Regions from separate parts of the Mus musculus genome. Here regions 2 and 3 are each linked to region 1. Evidence: chromatin loops called from intact Hi-C (ENCODE). Cell type or tissue: heart. All regions are shown on one strand.

Region 1 (5,000 bases):
TTCTGCCAAAGCTACCATCTGTGGATTGTTTTTGACCAAACAATCCACTTCACAGCCAGAGAAGTGCAACAGTGGGCCCACATTCATGGGCTCCATTGGCCTTACAACATTCCCTGCCATCCTGATGCAGCTGGTCTGACAGAAAGATGGAATGGCCTTCTGAAGTTACAGTTACAGCACCAGTTAGGTGGCAGCAGCCTGGTGGCTGCTCCTGACTCTCCAGAAAGTGGTATATGCTTTGAATCATCATCCAACACAGGATGTATTTTCAGAAAGCATCTTCACCAAATGGTGCTGAGAAAACTGGATGTCCTCAAGTAGTGGAATAAAAACAGGACCATATTTATCACCTTGAACAAACATACAGGCTACTGGTAACGCCTTTGGTGGTACCCTAAAAGCCACCAAAGAAGTAGAAGGTAAGTTCCTATTGCTGAAGAAATAATGCATTTCTGAGGCCTCTGAGCTAGCACTGCCCTGAACTCTCCCTTCTCTGAGGACTGGCTTTCATGGTATCAGAAGGCACCACGCAAGCTTCCAAAGGGGGGAATCCACCAACAGTCCTACACAGCTATGACACCTATGACGCACAATGACCTACACGGCATGCTAACTCTAAGGGTGCAGTGGGGACACATATATCTCAGTGGTAACCAACAGCTCTTTAATTGGACTTAAGATTCACTCATCAAGAGGGAAGTAAATCATACCTGCTACCAGCAACCTAGACAACTACCCAGGGCTAGCAAAGTCATAGGTCTGAGAGAAGAATCTACAACCACCACTTTCCCAAAGCAGTACAATCCCTAGCTACAGTCTACACGTTCATCCTTATACCCACAGACAAATGTAGCCTTCACATACCCACAGCAAATGTAGCCTTCACCTCTCATCAAGAAAACTGCTCTTTGCAACAGAGACCACTATAGAAAAGCACAACCAATCAAAATGCAGAGTTATGGAGCCAAGTTAAATGGATACATCTATAAAATAACTCCTAAGCCTAAGGCCCAGGGAACACTGTGGAGAGGGAATGGGAAGACTGTGAGAGTCAGAGCATCAGGGAAATGGCGGGAAGGCTGTGTTGCCCAGTAATGTCAGAAGCTATGCTCATAAGGTCTTACTAACATGACTGCCCAGACATGAGCTGAACAAGGAAGAATGTGACAGACACACCACAGTGGTCAGGACCTCAACCCTACACAAAGAACTACAGGAAACAGTCTTTCCTAACACATCAGTTGGTTATCCCTGAAAATATACAAGTAGCATTACACAGTTGGAACAGATTGTATTTATGTATTTAGGAAAATGTGTGTGTGTATGTATGTGTATCGAAATATGTGTGTATATATATGTGCACATATATATATATAATGAAAAAAGGAGGTTATGAATTTGAGAGATCATAGAGGGTTATATATGGAAGTGTTTGGAGAGAGGAAAAGGGGAAATGATGTAATTATAATCCCCCAAATAATCATATAATAATAATAATAATAATAATAATAATAATAATAATTCGACTTCAAATGAGGAAATCCAGGCATGGAACAGACTATAGGAGAACACTAACTGTAAGGCTGTAAGGGCTAGCTTGGGGAAAGCAAGGATAGTTTACTTTTACTGTTAGAAGCTGAGGGGCTTTGGGATGCTTATAGGTTAAGTAGCTGACTGTGGGAAGAGCGGCCAGGAGAAGGTGCCCGCTGAGGTTTGTAGTGATAGGCAGGCAACTGGTTTTCAGGAAGGTGACAGCCCATCCAGAAGGAAAGGCGATTTCCTGAACTACATCTATTTCACAGTTCAGATCTCGTCTACTGTTGTTTATTATGTTTTTTAAACTGTATTTCCAGTCAATTCAAGATTAATGGTGGGAATATATGCATCAGACACCTATTTTCAGTCGGAACTGTACAGTCTCCTGAATTAACCCTATAACGCCCTGCCAAAACCCTGTATAGGTTAAATAAAGTGCCACTCAGCTTTGAACCACTGGGCACCGGCTTTCCATCCCTGCTAAGTGACAGCAAACTAGGATGTCCTGGAACGCCGGCTAACAACGTACCTGTACGCATTGTACTTGTGGATCGCCTGGCTCACGTTCTTCTCAAAGTTTGCGAGTTCTGAAAAGACAACAAAGGGCTCGAGGACACAAGTACACACACCCCCGCGAACGCGGGTCCCGGGATGGAGGTGTGGGCGGGTTCCTCCACCGGCGGCCGCGACGGACGCAGCCGGGGCGCTGCGACCCGCGGGGGGGGGGGTGGGAGAAGCGAGGCCCGGCTGAGCAGAGGAGCCGGAGGGCGGCCCGGGACTCACCCACGAGCATGTCCGTGATGCCGCCGTTGAGGGTCTCCTGCGGCGCCTTGCGTTTGCTCATGGCGCCGGGGACCCACACCTGGGTCTTACCGGTGGAACAATGGCGGCGCCTGACAGGGCGCAGCGCGGTGACGTCACGCGCCAGGCTACGGGGCGGGGCTAGCGGGTGCGGGTGCGGGGAATCTCTGGGCGGAGGGGAGCTAGGAGGTCAGGTTTACCTCCTGGTGAGTTAGCCTGAGAGATCAAATCTGCTCTCCTGGTCTGAGAATAGTCTGATTTAGAGCCCGAGATGCAGACGGAGGTGGACGTTGGCTGCTGTGGACAGTAGCTATGGAACACACGGCCTGTACTGTTTGTGAGGCGTGCCGGCGCGGGTTCTGCTGTCAGAATCCAAGAGCTGCTCTGTGCTTCTGGACACCATGTAAAACATGGAATGAAATATGCCAACCGTCGGCTAAAGACGTGTTCTGGCTTTGTTTGTTCGTTTGTTTGTTTCGGTATCCATGCCTCTTGTGGGAGAAGCTAAAGCTAGGAAAAGACCCCAAGAAAGAAGTGTCTGACTTAACTAAACAGCAATGGAACACTCATATTCTATATGTGATCCCCTTACAATGTCCTTGAATTGAAATATAGCGCTTGTGCCATTTATAAGTGTTCCTCATGGGGGTCCATATTAACTGCAAACACAGCAATTCGTTTGGGCATAAATTGTTATTAAGATACACACTAGTGTGGGTGAATCTGAAAAGAGTATAGAAGGAAAAAGGGAAGTCAATGACGGGCTTGTCATCCAACTTAGGTATTATTATTTGGGGACATACACTTTTACATTTCTACTCCACTCTTATCTTCTAAAATTTCTATTCTTGTTTCTGTTTTGTTCTGAGATAGGGTATCTATGTAGCCCAGGTTGTCCTAGAACTATGAAGAGCAGGCTGGCCTCAGACTCATAGAAATCCTCCTGCCTCAGCCTCCTGGATGCTAGGGATAGGTATGCAACACCAGGTCCAGCAATGCATTGTTGTTGTTTTAGGTGAGTGAGTTATTTTTATTAGCAAGGACAGGGCACTGCTTTCGCTACTGGATGTACAGTAGTGATAAGTCAAGTCCTGTGCGCATGTCCTTGGCAGGGGGTAATAAAGTGGCCTAAGAGCAAGTCAAGAATGAGTGATTCACTGTGAGAGGACATGCTCAGCAGGAATGGGGCCTCAGCTCCACCACAACACTGCACGGATAAACAAGGCAAGGAAATGGGGCAGCCCTCAGGAGGGGCGAGATGAGCTCTATTTAGACAGAACAGTTGGAAAACACCTCTCAGAAGGTCCCTGTGCACGGAGACATAATGAAGAGGAAGAGGGCTTGGGGGACAACTGGAGTGATCCCTGTAGAAGCAGCAAGGTCCACCCCCAAAGCTGCCACTAAAAAGTTCTGCACCATTTGGAACAAGTTCACTAGGTTGGAGATCAGAGGACTTCGGTGTGGACTGTGGTAAAGCTAGAAAAGCGAATAGCATTCGCTCTCCATTAGCATTAGCTCTCCCTCCACCTTCCGTCCTTTTCCTGCATTAAGTCCTGATTACTTTGTATCACTCTTTCTTGTTCTCCTTTCTAAATGTTACTCTATACCTAAGTGTCTATTTGTATACACTAACTCTCTATGGGCTAGAATACACCTGTATATTTGTATACACCAATGCTCTGTGGGCTAGAATACACATGAAATAGAACATGCAGCTTTTTTTTCTTTTTGAGTGTGTATCCTTACATAATATTATATATTGTATCTTGAAAAGTCTGTGATTTCCTTTTTCTTTGGTGATGAATTATACACACACACACACATACATATATATGTATATATATAACCAGATGTCCACTATTTATTTGTTGATGGATATGTAGGTTTGTTTTATTTCCTTGCTATAGTCAATGAAACAGCAAAGAAAAAAATGGGTGTGCAAATATCTGCAGGTAGGGTGTGGAAGTCTTTGGGTATATGCCCAGAAGTGAATACTGAATCACTCAAAAGTGAGTACTATTTGGATTTTTTTTTTGACGAGTCTCTGAACTGATTTCCACAATGGTTGTTCATTAGTTTGCACCTCCACTAGCAGTGAATAAGGGTTCCTCTTTCCCACATTCTCGCCAACATTTGTCATAAGATTCCTTGATGATTGCTGTTGTGACTGGGGTGAGGTGGGTATATCAAAGTAGTTTTAATGTGCATGTTCCTGATGACTAGGGATATTGGACATTTCTTGAGATATGTATTGGTTTTGTTTTTTTTTTTTAAACTGTTTCTTCAGTTCAAAAGACGTGTTCATTGGCAGCTTGATCTCCTTGGTATTCAATTTCTGTACTTCTTTGTAAATCCTGCATACTAGCCCCTTGTCTGAAGTCTAGCTGGTTTAAGGATTTTCTCCCTTATTTAGGCTGTTGGCTTTTGCTGATAGTTTCTCTTCCCGTGTCAAAACATTTTAACTTCATGTAGCCCCATCTGTTGATGCCCGAGACTAGTTCCTGGGCATTAACTCTGTTCAGAAGGTTTTTACCCACCCCAGTGTCATAGAGAGTATTTCCTATATTTTCATCCAGAAGTTCCAGTGTTTCAAGTTTTAAATTAAGGTCTTCATCCATCTTGAATTCTTCTCTGTACAAGATCAGATATAAGTACCTAATTTT
Region 2 (5,000 bases), 110 kb after region 1:
TCCCCTTTTAAAGGAGATGCTTTTAGTCTGTACACAGAGCACCTGCCTCCTGGTTAATAGCTGTGTTGTCAGCTTCTTGCCCACTTCTCTTTCCTTGGGCTATCCTGGGAATCACATCACTTCTTAATTAGTTTTCTCATCATGGTTTTTGTCCTGATACCTCGTCAGCTGTCCACTTCCATTGCCCCCAACAAAGGGATCATTAAGCCAACTCTCTGCCCCCACAGGTGACACACACTACAGAGAGGACCCCCATTGCAGAAGCTAGCCTTAGGAACTCTTTCTTCAGCACTTCATTTTCTTATCCATCTGCCCCCAAGTTATTGTACTTGGAGCCCTTTGGAGCAAAGGGCTCCTAGGCAAGTTTCCCAGGATGTGATATCATTAAGATTTATTTTCACTCCCCCCACCCCACCCCCCTGCAATCCTTTGACTAAAATCAAAGTTCCCATTGTTATGGTATCAGCTTCCCATTTGTATTTCTGGCTCTTCAGTCTTGCTTCCCACCCCCCCCCACCCCCACCCCCCGGAGTCTGACAGGGGAAACAGACTCACAGGTGGTAGAAACACAAAAGCTGGGGTTTCGGAGGATGTGTGTGTGTGTGTGTGTGTGTGTGTGTGTGTGTGTGTGTGTTTATGGAGGGGAGTGTGCATTTAGCAAAACTCAGGGCACCTGTGATTACTGAGAAACCCTCCTCTCAGCTCCACGCCAGCCGAGATTGACAGAGGCCACTCGCCCACCCCTCTGATGTGCAAGCAGCTGCAGATGAAGACTAAACTGGAATTTTGGGTGACCTGGTGCCCCGAGACTGCCGAGGCTTTGGTAGGTTGTGAAAGGGTCATCAGAATAGTAGTTTTCAGGAGCTTTTATTGTCTGCCTCCGGGGTGTGGGGCTTAGAAGAAGGATGGCTTAGGATAGAATTTCAGGGTGCTGAGGCTGAGAGACCTGCCCATTTCCCCACTTTTCTCAATTCTCTGAGAGATCTCTGCTGAGATGCCGCAGAGAAGCACCTCAGTCTAGGAGAGCAGGTCAGAGGTAGGGAGCGCACCAAAAGTCATGTGCGTTCTATCTCCAGTCACACCCAACCCAGCTTATCATCATCTGCCCGGCCAATTAATTGCCCACGTGTCCTGAGGGGTAGTTGCTTCAAATTCCAGAAGACCTCTCCCCCATCCCCAACTGGGCGGGGCTGTTTAGAACTATAAACTCATGGGTCAAGACAGGAGCTTAGAGCAGCAGATCCTTACAGTTCCTTTTAGGCCTTTGAGACCGGGGTTTTAAAACAGGATGAGTCTTAAGTCCCCTCCAACTCTGAAAATTCCTGTGATTCGATGACATCAGTACGGTGAATAATCAAACTGGCGGCAAGCCAAGACTGGCTGTGCTCCTCCGCGCGCACTTCCTCCCCCTCCTTAGAGACACCGGCTGCTCCATTGGCTCCTCAGTCCACCCACCAGCAGAGGAGAAACCCCGCCCACACCTCTGGCCCCACCCCTTCTTCATCCTTCAAATTGGCTGGAGCTGTTCAGGGAGACAGAGCCTGCAGGAACTCAAGAGCTCAGCGTCAAGGAGAGGCCCCTGCAAGAGTGGGAAAGAAGCAAGCACTCTCGGTAAGTTAATTTCTGCCGGTATCTAACAGCTGACTCTTCTTCTGTCCCTTTAAAGTCTTTGGGGGCAAACTGAGCCAGTGAAGGGATGCTTAATGGAAGCACAGACAGAGGACCAGCCAGCATCATCCAGGGTTCTTTGCAATGACCCTGGGTAAGCTGAGGTGAGAGGGAGAGAATGGGAGAGAGGTGTCTCTTGCAGAAGTTTTGCTTGCACAGGGGAGAAAGCAAACAGAATGACTCCGGTTCTTTCAACAGACAATGGGAGCAGCACTAACGGGCAGTAACTAGATTCAGCTGCCTTCCTGAGCTGAGAAGCCAGAGTTGTATGGCTACCTTCTGACCAAGGAACACACTAAAAAACAGGCTGGGCATCAAGGAGGGGGCATTTTGCCTGGGCAGCATGATTAACTAGGCTGGCAGAGAGAAGCTGAGATTTTTAGGAACCTCTCATTACTAGTGGGAGTCAGGATGCAAAACCTCTCGTCTCTCGGGAGTTCATCGCATCCTCTCTTCCGTTCTTCCAGTCAATCTCACCCTTGGACATCAAGCACAGATGTGTTTGCTTTTTCATGCTGCAGCTGGAAGAGTCTAAAGGCTCTCTGGATTCCTTCAGGACCTTTGTTTTCTTAACCTCACAGAAACAGCGGGAGGATGGATGGAGTGGGGGGAGGGAGAGATGGTGTGGGCGTGGGAGGAAAGTATGCAGCGCTCCAAGATAACTAAGGACGAAGCTTCAGTGCAAAGAAAAGCAGTAGCAATGCTTTAATTTGATGGCCAGCTTAGAATGATGCCGTGGTCTTCCGCAGCTGATAATGGGGCAGGGGCATATACAAAAAACGTGTGTCTGTTGTGGTGGTGGATATTTAACAATCCTGCGAGCGCGTCACAAATACAACTGGAGTACACTTACAGAAAAATACAGCTAGGGATTTTCACTGAGATCCAGACGTGGCCTGTCCAGAACAAATCTATGCAGGTCAGTGGAAGGTAGAGTGGGCACAGCCAGTGAGGGTTAAATAATATTCAGCCCCAGACCAGATACTGGAAACACTATAATGTAAACAGTCCCTCTGACCATCCTGTTCAATCCACCTAAAGTGTTTTTAGGAGAGCCAGCCTGTATCCTGGCAGGGGCAGTACTAGCTGCACCCCCCCACCCCGGACCAACTGGATTAGGACGGAGTTTCCAGGACACCCCCAGATTATTTGGAAAGTCTCCTGTGAGTTCTACAGCAGCTGGCCTGCTCTCTCCCAGACCCAGGATGCTTGATGCAGCCGGGAGGAGCAGAGGAACATCTATATTTCCGCTAAGGCTTTGGGGACTGAAGCTGCACACATCAAGACTGCTCACTGAGCAGGGTGCTCGGCCAAAGCCAGAGAGTGACTCAGAGTTGCCTGCCAGGCTCGTGGACTGGAAAGACTGGTGTGAGGGTTGTAAGGTGAAAACACATGTGCTCGTCCTCCATCTAATGGTGGAGGCTGCAAACACGGCTTATCAGCCACAGTTAATAGACTTAACGCCATTCACAGTGTAAAGTTCACACACATCCCGAGACACCAGGTCTCTGTGAGTGGGAGCCTTTGGTGGTCTGAGCTGAAACAGTGCAATCTGAGTTCTGGCAGCTGTGCATCTATTGTCTCAGAATAGCTTTTTTTGTTTCTTTTTTTTTTTTCTCTTGGGTGTCAGAAAATGCTGCAGGAAGCAACTAAATGCAGAAACCAAGAACTGAAGGCCAGCTTTGAGCTGGCCATGGGATAGGTCTCACTTCAAACCCAGTCGGGTGCTGACGACCCAGATTTCTAGAGGACGGAGCTGGAGTTGGGGCTGCAGCTTAGTTGGCAGAGTGTTCACGTGGAATGCAGAGAGTCTTTAGGCCTGATTCCCAGCACCAGGTAAACTTGGTGTTACAGTGAACACTTGTAATCCCTAGTGCTCAGGAGATGTGGGCAAGAAGATCAGAAGCTCAAGGCTAGCCTGGGATAAGTGAGATCCTGTTTCAGGAGGAAAGGAAAGGAAAGGAAAGGAAAGGAAAGGAAAGGAAAGGAAAGGAAAGTTAAGTTACAGGTAGAGATTCACAAAGCCTTGGTCAAGTACCATCATCTTTAATACTGGCCCAACTGTCTACTTTCATGATGCCTGGGAGACTAACTTTTATAGATAGGAGTGCAAGGTAAGATGAACTCAATTCTTGGTTACTGGAAAAACAAATGAAGCAGATTGCTGGTCATGTATCACAAATTTCTCTGGAATGTTTAAAGGCACAGTCCAGGAGAGCTGTGTCAGCAGCTCAGAAAACACAGGCCAGCTGTTCTTCATGTTCAGTGCTCCTGACACATCAGAGAGAAGCCTCTAGAGTTTTCTTTGGGGATTGACCTAACAGACCCGAGTCCACCCTGTGCCTCTGAAATGATCACTGCAGGCATAGACTGGTCCCATACGTTGTAGACTTTTCTACTGCAAGTCTATTCTGTGGAAGCAAATATCCTGTTAGCTTATACCTTAATGATTCCACTGAAGCAGCTAAATGTGGCAAGTGCTGATTCCAGATGCCCAGAGAGTTTCAGAGGCCCTGCTGTGGGGTGGAAAAACTGTCCTGAAAAAGGCAAACCAGAAAAACAGATTGAAGATGGGGATATAAGATATCACTCTGCATTCAGGAAGTAATGGCTCCTGTGTGTACTGCTCTCTGACCCTGGTGCAGAACCTGGGCTTTCTATCATGTCATATGTGCAAGGAAAAAGGAACCGTTATTAACCCTTGAAGACCAGGAGGACCGTGCCCCACCCCCACACACATCCCAAAGAGCTTGGTACCTCTTCTTTATCAGTAGCTTCGAACAACTTGAGTCCTGTTGATGAGGACATTCACTTGAAGCCCGGTGCACACCGGCCGTGCATCAGGCTTCCAGGTTCTGTATCTATAGCTCCTTTAACTTTCAAAAACTATACAAGATAGAAGAGATTAGCCCATTGGGAAGCCCAGGAAACTGAGGCTCAGAGGGGCAACATTGCCCACCCACACCTGTAAGTGGCTGTTGGGGGTCTAAGTTCAAGGGTCCTGTTCCTAGCATTGAGAAGTGTCTGCTCTCTTTAAAGCCGTTTAAGAGTGTTATCAGTAGGGTTGAGTTGCAGCTCAGTGGCTGAGCATGCGCTTAGCAAATGCAAGGCTCTGAGTCCAATCCAGAGCACCAGAAATTAAAACTAAAAAATGTCACAAACAAGGATCATGCAGACCGTTAGTGGGAAGAGCTCAGACAGCTTGGGAGGCAGGTGGCAGTCCTCAAACTACCACCTCAAGGAGTCCTTTTGAAGTTCTGTCTCATTTTCATGTCTGTAAAGTGAGGTCTGAAACCTTAAGTAATTAATGAACATAAGGTGCTTTGAAAACT
Region 3 (5,000 bases), 130 kb after region 1:
AATATTCTGGGTGCCACCCAATAGAAATAGAATGGGGGAGGGAGCTGGAGAGGTGGCTAAATGGTTAAGAGCACTGACTACTATTCCAGAGGACCTGGGTTTAATTCCCAGCAACCGTATGGCAGCTCACAACTGTCTGTAACTTCAGTTGTAGGGGATCCGACACCCTCACACAGACATACACGCAGTCAAAACACAATGTACATAAAATACAAGTAAATACATTTTTTAAGAAGAAATAGGGCAGGGAGAGTTGACATGGAACTTAAGTGAACTTTAAAAAAAAGTCTTTTGAAATATTTATTGTATGTGGGGGGGCAGTTATATTGCATATGTGGAAGTCACGGGGTATGTGGCAGAGTCTGTTCTTTGCATTCACCGTGCGGATCCTGGGGCTTCGACTCAGGAGTGGGCATCTCTACTCACTGAGCCATCTTGCTGGCACAAAGCTACAACCTGCCATCATGGGACTGAGGGTTGAACTGAGGGCCTTGTATGTACTCTACCACTGAGCTGCAGCCCCCCCCCCCGCCCTATCCCCCCTCCCCCATCTGATAAGAACTCTCGATCAGGACTGCAGACTAGAAACCAGGAACCCTGGAGACCAAATAACTGTTTTGTTCCAGGAGGTGATAAACTGAAGATACATCTGGAAAAATCAACCACACTATGACCACAGTCTGAGCAGACAGCTGTGTTAGTCTGTGGACAGTAACTACGGCAACACCGAGGAAGAAAACCCTTACTGACAGCAACGGCTCAACCAGAGATGGTTCAGTCAGACTACACGTTACTGTCTTGGTTGCTTTCTCCCCCCCCCATCCCCCACCCCCATTCTGCTTTGGTTTTCTACTCCCCAGGAACAATTAGCTTGCAAGCCAATGCACACAAATGTGCTGCTTCAGCCCTGCCTCTCCAGCATCCCCTTTCTTTAGTGTGTGTGACGTGGGTGTCGGCAGGTGTGTACGCACGGGAGTGCGGGTGTTCAAGTCAGAGGAGACCTCTCAGAAGCCGTTTCTCCCCTTCTGCCACAGGTTGGAGCATCACACTTTAGGCCTGTGTGGTATGCACTCTGTGGCTCATCTCTCTCTGGCCCCTGCACACTGTCTTCCCAATCATGGGACACAACCTCTGTCCCAGCTTTCTTCACCACATCTTCGTTCCAAGAGTCTATCTCATGATGTAATGCTTGCTTTTGGGTGTGGCTAATTAATTTCTTATTTTGGAAGAGAAAGAAAAGTCTTATCTCTCTAGAATTTATTGGTACTGCCCTGTTAGAGGCTCTTGGGAGAAAAGTAGTTTAAACTCACAAAAGACATTTGCTAAAGGCCAGGGACTTGATGGGGGAGGTGTCAGGTGATTTCCCGAAATCTCTGAAGTACCCAGACCAGTTCCACCCATTGGAGTCAGAGACTAAGTCATAGATTTCTTGACTTCACATGAGTCGGCCTTCATGCTCTGATCTAAGATTTTAGACAGAGGTGCATCTCAGTTCATTTCTGGAAAAGAACGCTTGAGATAGCAGGAAGCAAGGCTCTCCCAGGCCCTCGGGTGGAAGCTGGCTTCCTCCCTCCCCCACTGGAAAAGACTTTCTTCAGACACTAGGATTACTGAGACTGAAACCGAAGCTGAAAAGCCTCCTGGGATGGGAATACAAAGTCAAAAGGCCCCAACATTCCTGAGGGGAGTCCTGGAAACCATACACAGATGAAGACAATTGCTCATTCTTGCAGGGAAGTGTCCAACTGGACGGTCATATGAATCATATTAAAGGGTCAGGCGAGCTCATCCCTGCCCAGAGTTGGTTAGGAAATGCAGGGTGCGAAGTCTGGAATTCACCAGAAGGGGACCAGTCAAGGGGAAGTCAATGCTACCTCATTATTCCTGGTTGGTAATACAAGAGGATAGCAGACCCAAAGAGCAACTATGATCCCAGATAACTGCATGGTGGGTTTTGGTTGTCAGAGACCAGAGGAGCACAGAGCCCAGGTCTGTGCATGGCAAGGTCTAATAGACTTCAATTCCGTATACAAAAGCTGAGCACACAATCTTTAGTGTTTCAGATCCCTTGGGCTTCTCATCAAGTCCCTTTTTAAAGCCATTAACAATCACAACCAGTTTTGATGGCACCTAGTCACCACCTACTGGCATAGAAGAAAATATAAGTTGATGACGTTTCCTGCTCCCAGGCCCAATCCCTCTAAAACAAGACCGAGGGAAGGGATACAGCAGTCAGCCCTGATCTGTACAGAACCCATTCCAAGATCCCAGTGGGAGTTTTGTTTTTTGCATATGTTTTTTTAAGTGCTTTACAATTTCAGTTACAAGTATTGTCCTTACTGAGGCATTCACGTGGGATTTTTGTTCTTATTGGGAACTTTGAATTTCTCATTGAGAGGAAGCATTTTCTTTCAGTCTTCTTATTTTTTCACTGGCCTATCCAACCCCCCCCCGAACCCCCCCCCCCCCGCATTTACTTGTGAAGTAGGGCTACTAAATAAAATAGCGGTTACCTGAGCACAAAGAGACCAGATACTATGGCCATTGTTAAGAGTGGAGACTGGCCGGTCCTTAGTGGCCAGCGAGACCAGGGGCAAGGTGTGATCTGTGTCCAGGGAAAGATGGGGCCTGCCAGGGTGGGATGGCAAGTCAGTGAAAGACTTCATCACGCTGCTCAGAATAATACACAACCTGAAAGGTTGCCCTTTCCTGGGGTTTTCCATTTAATATTTGCAAAGTTGCTAGGGAAAAGGGAGGGCACTGTACTAGAGACATGTGTGAGAAGTGGGCAAAAAAACCCAAATAAACCAACCTGGATCCATGAGTGAAGCCACTTACAGCCAAACCTGATGACTTGAGTCCTCTGGAGTCACATAAAGGAAACAGAGAAGTGACACCCACCCTACCCCCACAGGCTGTCCTTTCATTTCATCATGAAGGCTGTGGTATATAGAACCTGTCTCCCAATAGAGACATACATATGTAGTGTCTAAGAGAAACAGAAACTGAACTTTAAAAAAAAATGTTCAATGGTGTTTTGGCTGTGTGAAGCAGTTGCAGTCTCTGGAACTGGAGTTACAGATGTGAGCTTCCACGTGGGTGCTGGGAATTGAACCCTGATCCTCTGGGAGAACAGCCAGTGCTCTTTACCTCTGAGCCATCTCTCCAGCCCCAAAACTGAGCTCTTAACAAGCACAACACACTTCCAGGTAGTGAACAGACATCTGTTGGGGTGCACCGTGTGAAAGCTGACTCTGTATATACAATTGCTGATCACTGTACCAGCTGAGAGCTGGCCTGACTTTGGTGGTGTTATTCTTAGGCCTCATCATCTGCCTCGGTACTTTGTAAATACCCCTCCTTCCTCACCCATTGATTGGCTTAATAAAGATCTGACAGCCAGTAGCTAGGCAGGAAAGGGAAGGCAGGCTGAGAGAGGGTCTCTGGGAAAAGAATCAGAGGCGGGGATTCACCACCAGATAAGGAAGTGGTTGTAGGTACCGAGAAGGTGGTTGGACAAACTGGGACAGAGAGAGCGGCAAAGAACTAATCACATGGTGTGTCGTGGGCTAGGATAAGGTTAAGTTGAATGAGCTAGATGGGAGATAGCCCAAGCTAAAAGCGTAAGCTATACTAGAAATCAGTAAGTCCCTACGTCATTTAATCTCTGGCAGGTCCAGAAAGTCCTGCTATAGATGTCTAGAAAATTGGTTTAGAGAGTTATCAGTGACTACTCGTATCAACTGGCAGCATTAGACTCCACCTGGTGCTTGGAATGAGACTCACTCTTTATAGGCTCTGTGTTTGGATTCTTGGTCCAGTTGAAAAGGATTAGAAAGTGTGGTCTTATGGGAGTAGGTGTGTCGCTGGGGGGTGAGCCCTGAGGCCCAAAAGCCCATGTCATTCCCACTCTGCTCTCTGCCCCCTACTTGTGGGTCAAGTGGTGAGCTCTCATCATACCTGCCATCTTGCCTTTGCTCCGGCATCACGGACTCTAACCCTGTGGAACTGTAAGCCCAATTAAACACCTTCTTTAATGAGTTGCCTTGGTCGAGGTGTTTTGTCCCAGCAATGGAAAAGTAAGTAAGATGCCCATCTCCCTCAGAAAAACCTCTACAAGAGACACTTGGGAACTGGCAGCTCCACCCTCTGCCCGTGTGGCACACAGGAAAGGACTGGCATGGGCACCTGGGGCTTTAATGGCTTTGCCTTTTACAACCTGGAGAAACCATTAGATTCCTCTAGACCTTAGCTGCCACCAACCTTACAAACAGCACTAAATGACCCATCTCCCAGGGTAGCTGGAGACTCACACTCTACCCAGAGTTTCAGATGTCTCAAATGAGTGCCTTCTACTTAGTGAAGGGTAGTCTCAGTAACCAGACATAGTCCCCAGGACTGGTAAAGCTTTATTAAGACTTTAACATGGACCACACACAGAGCGAGCAGCTATTAAGTTTCCCTGCACAACCTTTGCTGACAATCACTGGGTGGGGTTGGCGAGGCTTGGCAGTACCCATGATGCCTAGGTCTGCTGATCCTATACTCCCAACACGGCCTCCTAGAAAAAAACAAGCTATGCTGTGCTCGAGGGGATAAATGAGCTGCACTCACTAACTTAAACGCGCTCAGGGTCCAATATACATAATTCCCTGTGACCCAAGAAAACTTGGAATCCCCACCCCCAGAGCCTGTGAAAGTGACCTGCAAAGTGTGTACCCTCCACAGCAGGGTGTGGGACACTCATGCAGATCCTGGTAGGAAACATCTGATTGCACATAGCACAGTTCAACCCCACGAGGAAACCACAGAGAAACTCTACTCGGCAGCAAAAACAAGTCCTGACCGCAGCAAGAGAACACTAGCCAAAAGATAGAAAATAAGTAAGTGAAGTCCAAGTACTTAGAAATAGGACTTCAGAGGAGAGCCATGCAGACTGAAGGAAGCCGGTCTCCTTCTCCCTCCAAGCACAACACAGAGGCAAGTTGCGCCCTAAGCTG

The links. A loop is a pair of places that touch in the nucleus more often than their neighbours do. Peaks named below come from ENCODE experiments on the same cell type or tissue, not always from the same donor. Only the 100,000 strongest peaks of a DNase experiment are listed, where the experiment ranks them.
Region 2: it touches region 1 in a loop (1.9-fold over the local background); 8 of 42 quality-filtered maps call a loop at or near these places.
Region 3: a loop joins it to region 1, with 2.2 times the contacts of the local background. A loop is called at or near these places in 13 of 42 quality-filtered maps.

What each region holds. Positions count from the first base shown.
Region 1 is chr8:22,650,995-22,655,994 of GRCm38, forward strand. It overlaps Polb (polymerase (DNA directed), beta), which reads right to left and starts at 2,443. Exons shown (of 14, transcript NM_011130.2): 1 at 2,320-2,443; 2 at 2,066-2,123. The coding sequence starts at 2,380. In heart, no CTCF peak of the experiment used is centred here; a DNase peak (open chromatin) is centred at 2,467; H3K4me3 peaks cover 1,566 bases; H3K27ac peaks cover 1,272 bases.
Region 2 is chr8:22,756,218-22,761,217 of GRCm38, forward strand. It overlaps Plat (plasminogen activator, tissue), which reads left to right and starts at 1,505. Exons shown (of 14, transcript NM_008872.3): 1 at 1,505-1,611. In heart, a CTCF peak has its summit at 3,064; DNase peaks (open chromatin) are centred at 1,454, 2,164 and 2,894; H3K4me3 peaks cover 2,350 bases; H3K27ac peaks cover 2,847 bases.
Region 3 is chr8:22,782,963-22,787,962 of GRCm38, forward strand. It overlaps Ap3m2 (adaptor-related protein complex 3, mu 2 subunit), which reads right to left. Exons shown (of 9, transcript NM_029505.3): 9 at 4,392-5,000. Among named protein-coding and RNA genes, the nearest start is that of Ap3m2, 20 kb to the right of the region's middle. In heart, a CTCF peak has its summit at 2,148 (motif pointing left); DNase peaks (open chromatin) are centred at 959 and 1,649.